Linked DNA regions of Mus musculus: region 1 is linked to region 2. The links are chromatin contacts, found by Hi-C or POLR2A ChIA-PET in ENCODE. All regions are on one chromosome and are shown on one strand. Each heading gives the region's core, a stretch centred on a gene start or an enhancer-like site at or near the end of the contact. The rest is flanking DNA. Distances are from core to core; before and after follow the strand shown. Region 1 overlaps Aopep (aminopeptidase O). Region 2 overlaps Aopep (aminopeptidase O).

What was found. A loop is a pair of places that touch in the nucleus more often than their neighbours do. ChIA-PET counts read pairs that join two places held with the same protein, here RNA polymerase II (POLR2A).
Region 1: a loop to region 2 is called in a map of heart, with 2.2 times the contacts of the local background. The contact joins two enhancer-like sites. A Hi-C loop is called at or near these places in 2 of 37 maps with a recorded cell type or tissue (both heart). POLR2A ChIA-PET finds 5 or more read pairs at or near these places in 1 of 5 experiments (Patski).

Annotation. Positions count from the first base shown.
Region 1 is chr13:63,137,817-63,142,828 of GRCm38, reverse strand. The region is part of intron 5 of Aopep (aminopeptidase O); the gene reads right to left. Among named protein-coding and RNA genes, the nearest start is that of Gm30409, 8.0 kb to the right of the region's middle. Within about 2 kb of position 1,873, at least 1 of the 3 ENCODE cell types and tissues checked has a DNase peak (open chromatin) inside an H3K27ac peak, as active enhancers do.
Region 2 is chr13:63,044,951-63,050,170 of GRCm38, reverse strand. All of the region lies in intron 3 of Aopep (aminopeptidase O), which reads right to left. Among named protein-coding and RNA genes, the nearest start is that of Gm46422, 47 kb to the left of the region's middle. Within about 2 kb of position 3,371, at least 1 of the 3 ENCODE cell types and tissues checked has a DNase peak (open chromatin) inside an H3K27ac peak, as active enhancers do.

The DNA.
Region 1 (5,012 bases), core at 624-3,123, 94 kb before region 2:
TGATGAGCCTAAGGGATGGTTTTGTGTAGGGCCCCTATGCTTGCACACTGGGGATCAGACCTCTACCTTCACCCATGAGGCTTGCTTGCAGCAATTAAGATCTGGCCATAGGTTAATTAACATCCTGGCCTTTTGATGCACCTGCCACAAGCAAAACACAATCTCCCCAGGTGTGGCTTGGCATGATAGAGAGGTAGTCAGTGATAAGACTCCCTGGGCATGTCACCAACCTAAGACAGGGATCAAACCAATGCTGTTTGTCACCCAAGGACGGGTAAGGGGCATGGTTGCGGGGGGCTATCTACAGACATTCTCTCTGCCAAAAAAGAAAAAAGGGGGAATTGTGGGGAGCGGGTGTGGCGGCAGTCCCAAAGGCGCCAGGGACTGCAGCTAAGTCATATGACTTGCACCTGACTTCCTCATATAAGACACAAACATCTTGAGTGCTGCGCAGGTGTACCAGGATACAGGTGAATCCAATTTGGTGGAGATTTGCCCCTGCTGCCCTGATTAGCTGAAGCCTCGTGACTGGTGAGGTGGCGTGGCCTGCAGTGCGTGGATGAGAGAGAGTATAAAAGGAGTGAGAGGCCCAGGGTTCGGGGGAGATATAAAAACAAGGGAGATATAAAAACAAGGGAGATATAAAAACAAGGGAGATATAAAAACAAGGGAGATATAAAAACAAGGGAGATATAAAAACAAGGGAGATATAAACAAGGGAGATATAAACAAGAAGAAACAGGACTGAATAAATGTGTGCAGAAGGATCCTGTTGTAGCGTCGTTCTTCCTGGCCAGTTGAGCGCGCGCAACACTCACCCTTCTTCTTAGCAATGGTTTTCCTGCCATAATGCCTTGAAGTTGAAATGACAGCAGCTCAGTTATCTGCTCAGCATCTATCTCTGAAACTAACCACACTTAGCCAGGATGCTCTGCTTCCAAACAGAGATGATGAGAAGGGACATGGGGAAGCTCATTCTAAGTCACTAGTTTAAGGAGTTGGGGACCAGCAGCCAGGGCCCAAGCAGCGTCTACAAAGCATGGTGCTCATCTCTCTCATCTGAGTCACTTATTTCTAAGGGAACTACAAGTAAGAGTCACTGAGACAGACATACATTTAACAGCAAGAGGAATAACTGTACTGAAAATAACACTCAGTTCTGAAAGACTCCTAGTGCTGTGACACAGTATCCATCAGAAAACCAACCCATTAGGTTCATTGAGCATGCAGGACACTGTGACAGGACCTAGTCACATCAGAGCCAACCAACAACCTTTTCCTGAAACTGGTGACTCCTTCATAGCTAGAAGCTTATGGAGATGTGAGGCAGAAGATGGGTCTGACACCACTTTAGCCATACCACAGATACTCAAGAAGATGCCACTTCCTGTCACCAAAGCAGGTCTACTAAGACTTGGTAAGACCTGCACATTTTTTTCTGCTGGTAAGGTTGCTCTAAGATTTTTCAACCACATTTTATTTATTTTTCATTTCTGATAACTGGTTTAATGTGAAAGGAAAACAACAAATAGAAAGAGAATGACACCTGCCACCATTTTCCATGATGTTCTCGTGGTTCTACAACAATAACAGGTCACCCGATTGTCTTATTCTTGTGTTTCATTCATTTACTCTAAGGCTCTGAAAAAGTCACCTTTAGGCTAAAACATCTGTGGAAAAAAAGCCTGGTATGAAGAAACACTGGGTAACGTTGGAGCAGCAGCACTGGTAACCTTAACTACAGCATGTTTACTTTTGCAAACACTGTAATGTATGAAATAAAATATTAATAGCCATTACCTCAGTTTTCCTGAGTACAGACCTGAGTCACAGCTCTGTGGGGCATGATTTCCACTCACGTGCCTCACCGAGTGAGTGTTATTCGTGTTAGCAGGCAAGACCAGACTGACTGTGTGTTTTTAGACCATAATGTCATGGAGTAAGTTGCTTATTTTGGCAGCTTAAATCATTTCTCCAAATTTACCGCCTACTCTGCATTGAAAACTAATCCCTAAAAACATATGAGGAAAGACGGCAAAAATATTTTACTCGGGGAAAGGAAAATGTTAGAGCAAGATTCGCATCTCCATTTAGTAGCGGCTAACTTTGCAATCACTCAGCTGAACGCTGATATTTTAAAGCACTCAAAGAGTAAAATATTTGTGTAAATAAATGTATTTTCAATGCCTCAAACATACATACATATTGCAACTACACTTTTAAATGCTGTGTGGCTAACAAGCTTAGCTTGCTGGGGACTTCCAACAGGTCTGGCTTCCCCTGCCTGCGTCTGTCAGCCTCTGTCTTCCCAGAGAGCTCTGAACTCTCCATGGCCTCAAATTCACTGGACTGTTTTGTATATGATGATTTTATAGCTGAGCTAAATGAAAGAATCAAAGCCCAGTGTCCACTGCGGAGCCCAGGAGCATGGTGCCTTTTCTTTTCCCCACCTCTTTCTCTTAGATTGATAATTCCTTCCAAATCAGTGTTCAGCATTGATCCTTCAGTTCCCCTGTGAGGGAGTATAAAGGGAGCACTCCACACTTAATGGCCTGAGGCCTAGAGAGGAACATGGTAACTGCACCCAGCAGGATGAAATTCTGGAGTAGCCAGAAACTAGACCAAATTGCTCTGTGCCACAGCTTTGCTCTGGAGACCCAAGCTAAACAGCTTCTTTCAGTGGCCAGCCACACTGAGGTATGTCTTTTAAGTACATATAATAAAATTCAGTATGGCTGGAGAGACCGTGGTGGACTGTAACCCACCCACAGGCAAATGACGTCAAAAACTCTAGAAGGGAACACTGGGCTCCTCTGTTCTCCTGAAACTTCTGCTGTGTCAAGCAACATAAGAAGGAAGCAGACTTTCCACTAAGAAATCTCTACTTTGGCAGTCATCAGAGACAGCCTGGTGTCTTACACTTCCGCTCGCAGGAAAAGTGCAGAAAATTATTTCCACAAATTAAAATGGAAGAAACTCAAAGTTCAAAGAATCTCAGAGCTAAAAGGAAACTTGAGGGTCCAAATCTGAGGCTCAGAGAAGACGGAGACGAATTCTTCGCCCGCTTTCCCAGGACTCACTTTATCTCTAGAAAGTTAACTGTCTCTTGGTTGGTGACTCAGAGGAGACAGAGTCCAGCTCCCAGAATGCAGGAGGAGGGGTGGCATCTACAGAATGGCTACTTCACTTGTGAGGTAGCTCAGGCAAGCTGGTGTGGGAGCACTAATGCGCACTCGTGTGTGTGTGTGTGTTTCTGTACATGTCTGTGTGCACATGTACATGTCTGTGTACATGTATAAGCTTCATAAAATTGAGCATGCCTTGTCTCTTCTACTGAAAACAACCTGAACATCTGAATAGCTTGTTCTTGCTGGGGTGTGAAGCTAAACAATGTGTCTCTACCTGTGCCAGGGCCAAATACACACAACTGTCAGTTCTGTGGTTTTCTCCTCTTTCAAAGTACCTAGAGGGACACCCAAGAGACAGACACCACAGAGCACGGCTGTCTGGAAAATACACACACACACACACACACACACACACACCACACACACACACACACACACACACACACACACACACACACACACACACACCAACAACACCAAAACAAAACAAGACACCACACCTGGTTACATACCTTACTCTGGGGAGATCCTGTGATACCATTTACAAAGCTGCCTCTATTTTCCTTAGCAAATTGACTTTCCAATGGCAAAAAAAAGGTAACCCCCTTCACTTAATAAAGTCAATAGTGATTTCCTTTCAATTTCTAAGGCCCTTCACATCCACCTTCTCTCTGTGTCATCAAACTTCAATAGCTTTGTGAGAGCTGTAGTCTATGTCCTCTTCAAGTGAGAAAACAGATGTTGAAAGTGGAAAAGACTGACCTTGGACTAGCAAGTTAGCAGCTGGTAGAGGCCTTTTCTGCCTTTGTGCACAAGGTGATTACATTCTGGTACCAGAAGAGTTGGACAGTTAGGGCAGAAGGTGAACAATGATAATGAACCACTCATTCTTTCTAGAAACATTTACTGGTTGCCTTCTAAGTGTCAGGCCAGGCCTGTGTTAGGGACACTGGCAACATGACAAAGAGAAGAAGGGACATGCCTTCTGATCTGAAGATCACAGTCTAGGAGGAGAAACACTCAACAGGGAAGTTCCTTGTCTATTAAGTGACCAACCTTTCTATCTCAGTTCCTAGATTCTCAGTGTGAAGTCCAGACTGCCATTGGCTTTATCTCCACCTCCTTCAGCATTCTCTCCTGCTCCCTCCTGCCCTCAGAACCTGCTTCCTCCTCCCAGACAAAATGACAAGGGTGATGGATGGTTCCTCTCAGTGTCTGACTGCATTAGTGTAAGTGTTGGCAGTTGTTAGTGATGGGTGTTATTATCTGATAGCTAATAGATTCCATTATTTATAGCTTTTCATCATGGCTCTTACTGGAAATCCTGTATGTGTGTGTCTGTGTACTTATGTTTTCCTGAGTATGTTTTATGCATGTTTTAATACAGTTTGAACAAAGATATGATGTGAGCAGCTTCCTGAGAAGGGCTCGATGACATGTAGAGGGAAAGGACATGCGAATAGGAGTCTGTTCCCCAAATCTAACTACAGGGATGATGGACAATGGGAATTTTCGCTCTGTTTTGAGTAAATCCAAACTTTTAAAAATATTTTTTTCTCTTCTGTATGCAACTCCTAGTTCCTTGTCCCACATGCAGGCCACCCCCATGACCCTCTTGAGATCTGGTGATATGGGATGTCATTAAGGCAATTTCTCCCCCACAACTGAGTTTATAGTGTTTTGAAATCACTTGACTTATATATACACATACAACATAAAGACACTCAAGGTTTAAACTTGCTAAAACACCACTCACTGCCCTCCATTTGCAAAAAGATGACTATAACCAGAAATTAAAGGAGAAATCAAAATGGTACAAAAGTGTGCCCAGCAGAGAAGATTTTCATGATTTGTTTTATTCTGCAGTGACACAAGCTGCCCCTT
Region 2 (5,220 bases), core at 2,122-4,621:
GGGTTCCTGTGTCCCTGGATCCTGCTGGCCCTAGTTACTCCTGGTAGTGTTGGAAGAGATGTTGTGTCCTACTCACCCCTGATCCTAAGATCTTGGGTGTGCTAGACCACCTGGGAGTCAAGATTTTTTTTTTAATGTATTGAAAAATCACATTATTTTTCTATTTCATTATTTTGGGGCCCATAGGAGCAGACTGAAAATAAGTGTCTCGGGGACATCAGAATCTAAGTGTCTGTCTGTACTTGCAATTGTGTCTGAAGAGCTGTAGACGGCTTCCTGTTCCATAGCTGTGAAGAGTTCTCTTGGAAGAGACTATTTCACACCCCAGGCTTTTAAAACAAAAAAATTTGCTCAGCCCCAAGTGGCATCACAGGACACGCAAGCTGGCTGGCCCTTAGGAATCTAGCTTCAAAGGCCTTGGTTCATTTACGGAGCTTCTAGGGAGCAGCTTCTCAAGAACCTCTGTCCTGATCTTGGGCAATGTTCGAGCCAGCCTTGGACTATGGGGGAACTTCCTGTGTCCTGGGAGCTCTTGGGTTAGTATATTGTGAGTCTTGCAAACTCTACCTTCATCCAGGGAAGTACTGCATAGGCAGCAGGGCTTATATTCTGGAGACCCTGCCATTTGCAGTCAGCCTTCCTTGTAGACAGAACTGATGGAAGTTTATTTCTTTAGAGTAAACCATGGGTCAGTGCTGACTTTGAACAGGTAGAGTCCAGTTCCTGCTCCATACCTGCTAGCTGGAGCATGTTAGTGTCTCTGAATACCTTGTATGTACTAGAGGAACAATCGTAATGCCTACCTCACAGAATCATGTGAGGAATAAAGTGGATAAACAGGTACAAGTCTTGAGGCACAGTGCTGACCACAGTGTTTGTCCCTGTCATTGTCACTGGGCTGTCATCATCTAAACCACTTTGTTCTACAGCTGCCTCTCCTAGCCATCCAGGATAACTATTCTGGAGGCAGAAACAGGATGCTTGAAGGTATGGCTGCCACATGTGCCCTAAAACCATGACCTGATGAGGCCCACATTTGGAGTTTAAGGTTGAATGGCACTCAAACGCAATGAAAACAAAGTGATCCATTTAAAGGAGAGCGACAGCCCAAAGGGGGCATCCTGCATGACTTCATATAGAATGGGCCATTTGGAGACTATTTAAATGGTGTTTACTTTCAGTGAGCTGTCCTCCATGAAATAGATAGTGAATGCCTTCATTTTCTTTTTTATTCATTGCACTTGTACCCAACCCCCTCACAGGACCAGCTGTAAAACAAAGAGAACACACTGTACTTAAATTAGCCCAAAGTTTTTCCTCTGTAGAAGCCAGAAGCCCGTCATACCCCTGGATGACTTCATAGCCAGGTCTGGACTAATTAACAAGGCAGCAGAGATGGGGGCTCTGGAGACACCCAGAATTAATAGTGCTCTCGTTCTCTGACTTGAGCAGCCAAGTTTGTCCTCCCTTTCACACAGATTCTTTAACTGTGGGCTTATGAGCCCTCCTCAAACAGAGATCAGAACTTTTTTATACTGTATACCCCAATACCATTTTCTTAAATTAGAGCATATTTAGAGGCCTATTTCAATAATCTCACAAGGCTGTTGTGCCATGAGACATCTGTCTTACAAGCATGGTAGCAGCTACAATAAGACTCAAACATTTTCATCTTCAAAACAGAACTGAAAGTTTCTTTAGAGATAACTGGATTTTTGGAAGGATAACAGGACTTGAAAGGGACTAATTTTCAAGTCAAAAGAGATGATCTAAAAAGTTGGGTTTGGCTCTAGGTGCAGCTCAACTATGAGTACTCAGGCAGCACGCACAGAGCTCTGGGTGTGATGCCCACCACACTAAATACACCACAATTAGAATTCACTTCTCAAAGTAGGTACATCATAGCCTAGAAATGCTAACACCATCACCTGAGGTGCTGCTTCATTCACTGCTTGGAAAACTGTCCTCAGAACAGCTTTGGAGACTCTCTTCATAAGGAGGTAATAAGGTACAAGTGAGGAGAGGCAAAGATGACAAGGAGTCAGCCTCAGCTCGGTGGGTGACAGCCGGATACCAAGGGGATGTGAGTGTGACTTTGTATCTTACACTTGTGAAAATCTTAAATATTTGAGACGGGCATTTTTATAAAATGAAAAAATTAGAAAATCAAAGTCCTGTAGACACATTTTGGTCATATCAATTAGCAATAGTAAACTAATGTGGGTAGTCAAGTCCTGTATACCTGGTATATCACTAAAACTCCAAAGGCAGCAACCATCACACACAGCTATTTCTGCACAGGCAAGAATGCCTGATATTTAAAGAGTTAGTGGCAAAAGGTTGTTGTTAAATTGGCAGAGTCCTTGCCTTGCGTACAGGGAAATTAAATTGGTTAAATCCCATGCACGGCTTAGACAAGATATGGTGGGACACATTTGCAATGTGAGCACCTGGGAGGTAAAGGTAGGACACAAATTCAAGTTCATGATTGACTGCATAGCAAGCTTGAGGCTAGCTTGATCACCATGAGATCTTGTCTTAATTTAAAAAATAACAACAAGAATAAAAATCAATAAACAAAAACCAGTTTAAGGCCAGCCAGATACATGAGATTTTAAAAAGAAATTGTTGTTTTCTCTGAAAATTTAAAAGGGCATACAAAGTTTTCCTACTGGAAGCACTCATGTAACCTTGGAAGCTTTCTGCTGTCGGGTAGACCAACAGAGTGAAGCCCTCAGTGATGTCAGTGTGCTCTTATGTGACATATCATGTTTCTCTTCTCAGATCCAATGTAGTTCCTATCTTAAGACTATTTCTCTAGCCACAATCCCTTCTTCAGAGCTCCCTGCCCAAATTACTCCATATGGCAGTAATGCTTTGGGAAGGTCATTACAAATGCAAGCTGTATAGGAATACGTGCATTTATGAGTATATGATAACCACATTATATAAATATGAACACCACAGGAACATGTGTAAGCACTATGTACACACTGGAAGGAATGCAGGCTCCTCATTTCATTGTTCTTCCCCTCATGGTATCCTTCTCCATCCCCAGGTACTTCAGCAAACCCCAGCATTCTTTCTGTTACAACTGAGACACTGCAATTACATGACCTACTTTATGAGCTTTTGGCCCCTCTGGCAAAGCCTTGTCCACATCAGTCTTCCTCACTATTGTTCGAGGGCTGAAACTGGCATCAGGTGGGCCAATGCCCATCAGCTTTCCCTTACCAGGCCAGACAATGGCTTCACAGGCCAATGCCACCCTACACAGAGGTCTCAGGTCTCTCTCTTTGCAGGAAGTATAGCCCTGGACACAGACGACTAGGAGAGAATAACCTTCAAAGGTAAAAGAGCGCCACCTGCTGAAGCGAGAGGGGCTGTGTAGATTGTGAGCATCCCATGGTTTCAAGGCTTCCCTAAAGGAACACTGGCACCAGTCTACCAGATCTCCTAGATAGACATGACCATAATGAAGATGAGTAGCTCCCCTGAAACACAAAGGACATCAGTGGGCTGAATACCACCTTTCCAGATGGTTGGTCACAAGACAAACATTAATGCCTTGCATGCAAACATTCATGTATGTCTAATCCAAGAAAAATTTTACACCAGTGAGAATGGGCAAATAAAACATGCTGGCAGAAGCACTGTGGTCTGAGAGAGAGAGAAAAAAAAATCCTAACATACTCTGTGTATATACTAAGCAGAGCAAGGAGGCAAGCAAGCTAGTGAACAGCAAATCACAGAATGAAAGCCCTGGAAAGTGTAAGACATCATCTGAGTCCACATGAGCAATAGAAAAGCCAAACACAACCCTCACAATGTGAGGGCAGCTGTCTACTGGAAACAAGGAATACGTTCACTGTGAAGTATACTCTAAGGCACGCCCACCCCACTTCTTCATAGCATCTGCATGCAGTACCGAGGTTCTACTTCCAAAACTAGGACACTCTACCTTGCATTTCCTTTTTGTGGGCAAAGTACTTACTTGATCATAGCCACCCCTAAAGCTTTTTAATTTACTGCCTTCTCACATGGAGAGAATGTGGAGCATTCTCAACACTGCTATTTATTTTGAGCCATCAAAATAGGGTGGGGGAAGCTGGCTTTTTGTCTGGGAGAGTCTTGCTCCTTAGTCATTTTTCCTGGAATTTCCCAGTCATACGGAAGAGAATGTCAGAGAGCTGACATATTGTACAGTCCAGACAGAGAATAGCATTTTGCCCAAAGTGAAATAACGTTTATGCTCTTTACAATTGAAAAATGGGGGGGGGGGGAACCAGACAAAGATCCTAAAAAAAAATCATTAATTTGAGGAGTAGGAATATGCCAAATTAGATTTATAAAAGTAAAGCCAGGGGGCTGGAGTGACAGCTCAGAAGCTAAGAGCACACACTGCTCTTGGAGGTGCCAAGGTTGGTTGCCAGCACCCACATCCAGGGGCTCACAACTACCTAAAACCCCAGCTCCAGAGGATCTGATGCCCTCTTCTGGCCTCTGCTAGCACTACACTCAAGTAAACACAACTTAAAAATAAAATCTTGAAGAAACAAACAAAAATTACTAGAGGAAAGTGATAGCATAGTGATCTTCTTTTTAAACATGTGTGGTAGAAACCAGCAACCATGTTCATAGGGGAAGCTATGAACATGGTATTGCCTCTGTCATTAACTATGTGGTTTTAAATGCCTCTGCCAGGAGCTACTTCCATTTGATTTCATAGACCATATTCAACAGATACATTTCTGAGCCCTATTAAACACAAAGCATAGCAGGTAGAGATGGAGAGACTGGCATAGATCAATGGGTAACATTTCTGCCAAAATGGCTTCATGCTGAGGAAGGTGAGTAGGAGTTAAACAAGTTCATCTGTGGCCTTTCTGGGGAAGAAAAAAAAAAGAATAATGACTACTTAGCTAATAAAATTCTTATGATACTCATTGCCCAACAGCCCCTAACCATTAGCCTTCCTTTAAAGGACCATCAGGAGGAATGATTTCCTCATGGAACACAGACTCAGAGGGCTCTCTTCTAATTTTTGTTTCTTGCTGAATGGCTGCTACCATTTCTCTGATTAGCCCCAGATGGAGGCTGGCTCCCAACTTACTGAGAGCCTTCTCAGTAAGTCAGCTGGTGTCTGGTAAATGTGCTAATAGGGCTGATGAAGTGTCACTGTGATGGGCAGGGATGAGCTAGGCTGGGCAGGGTTGTATT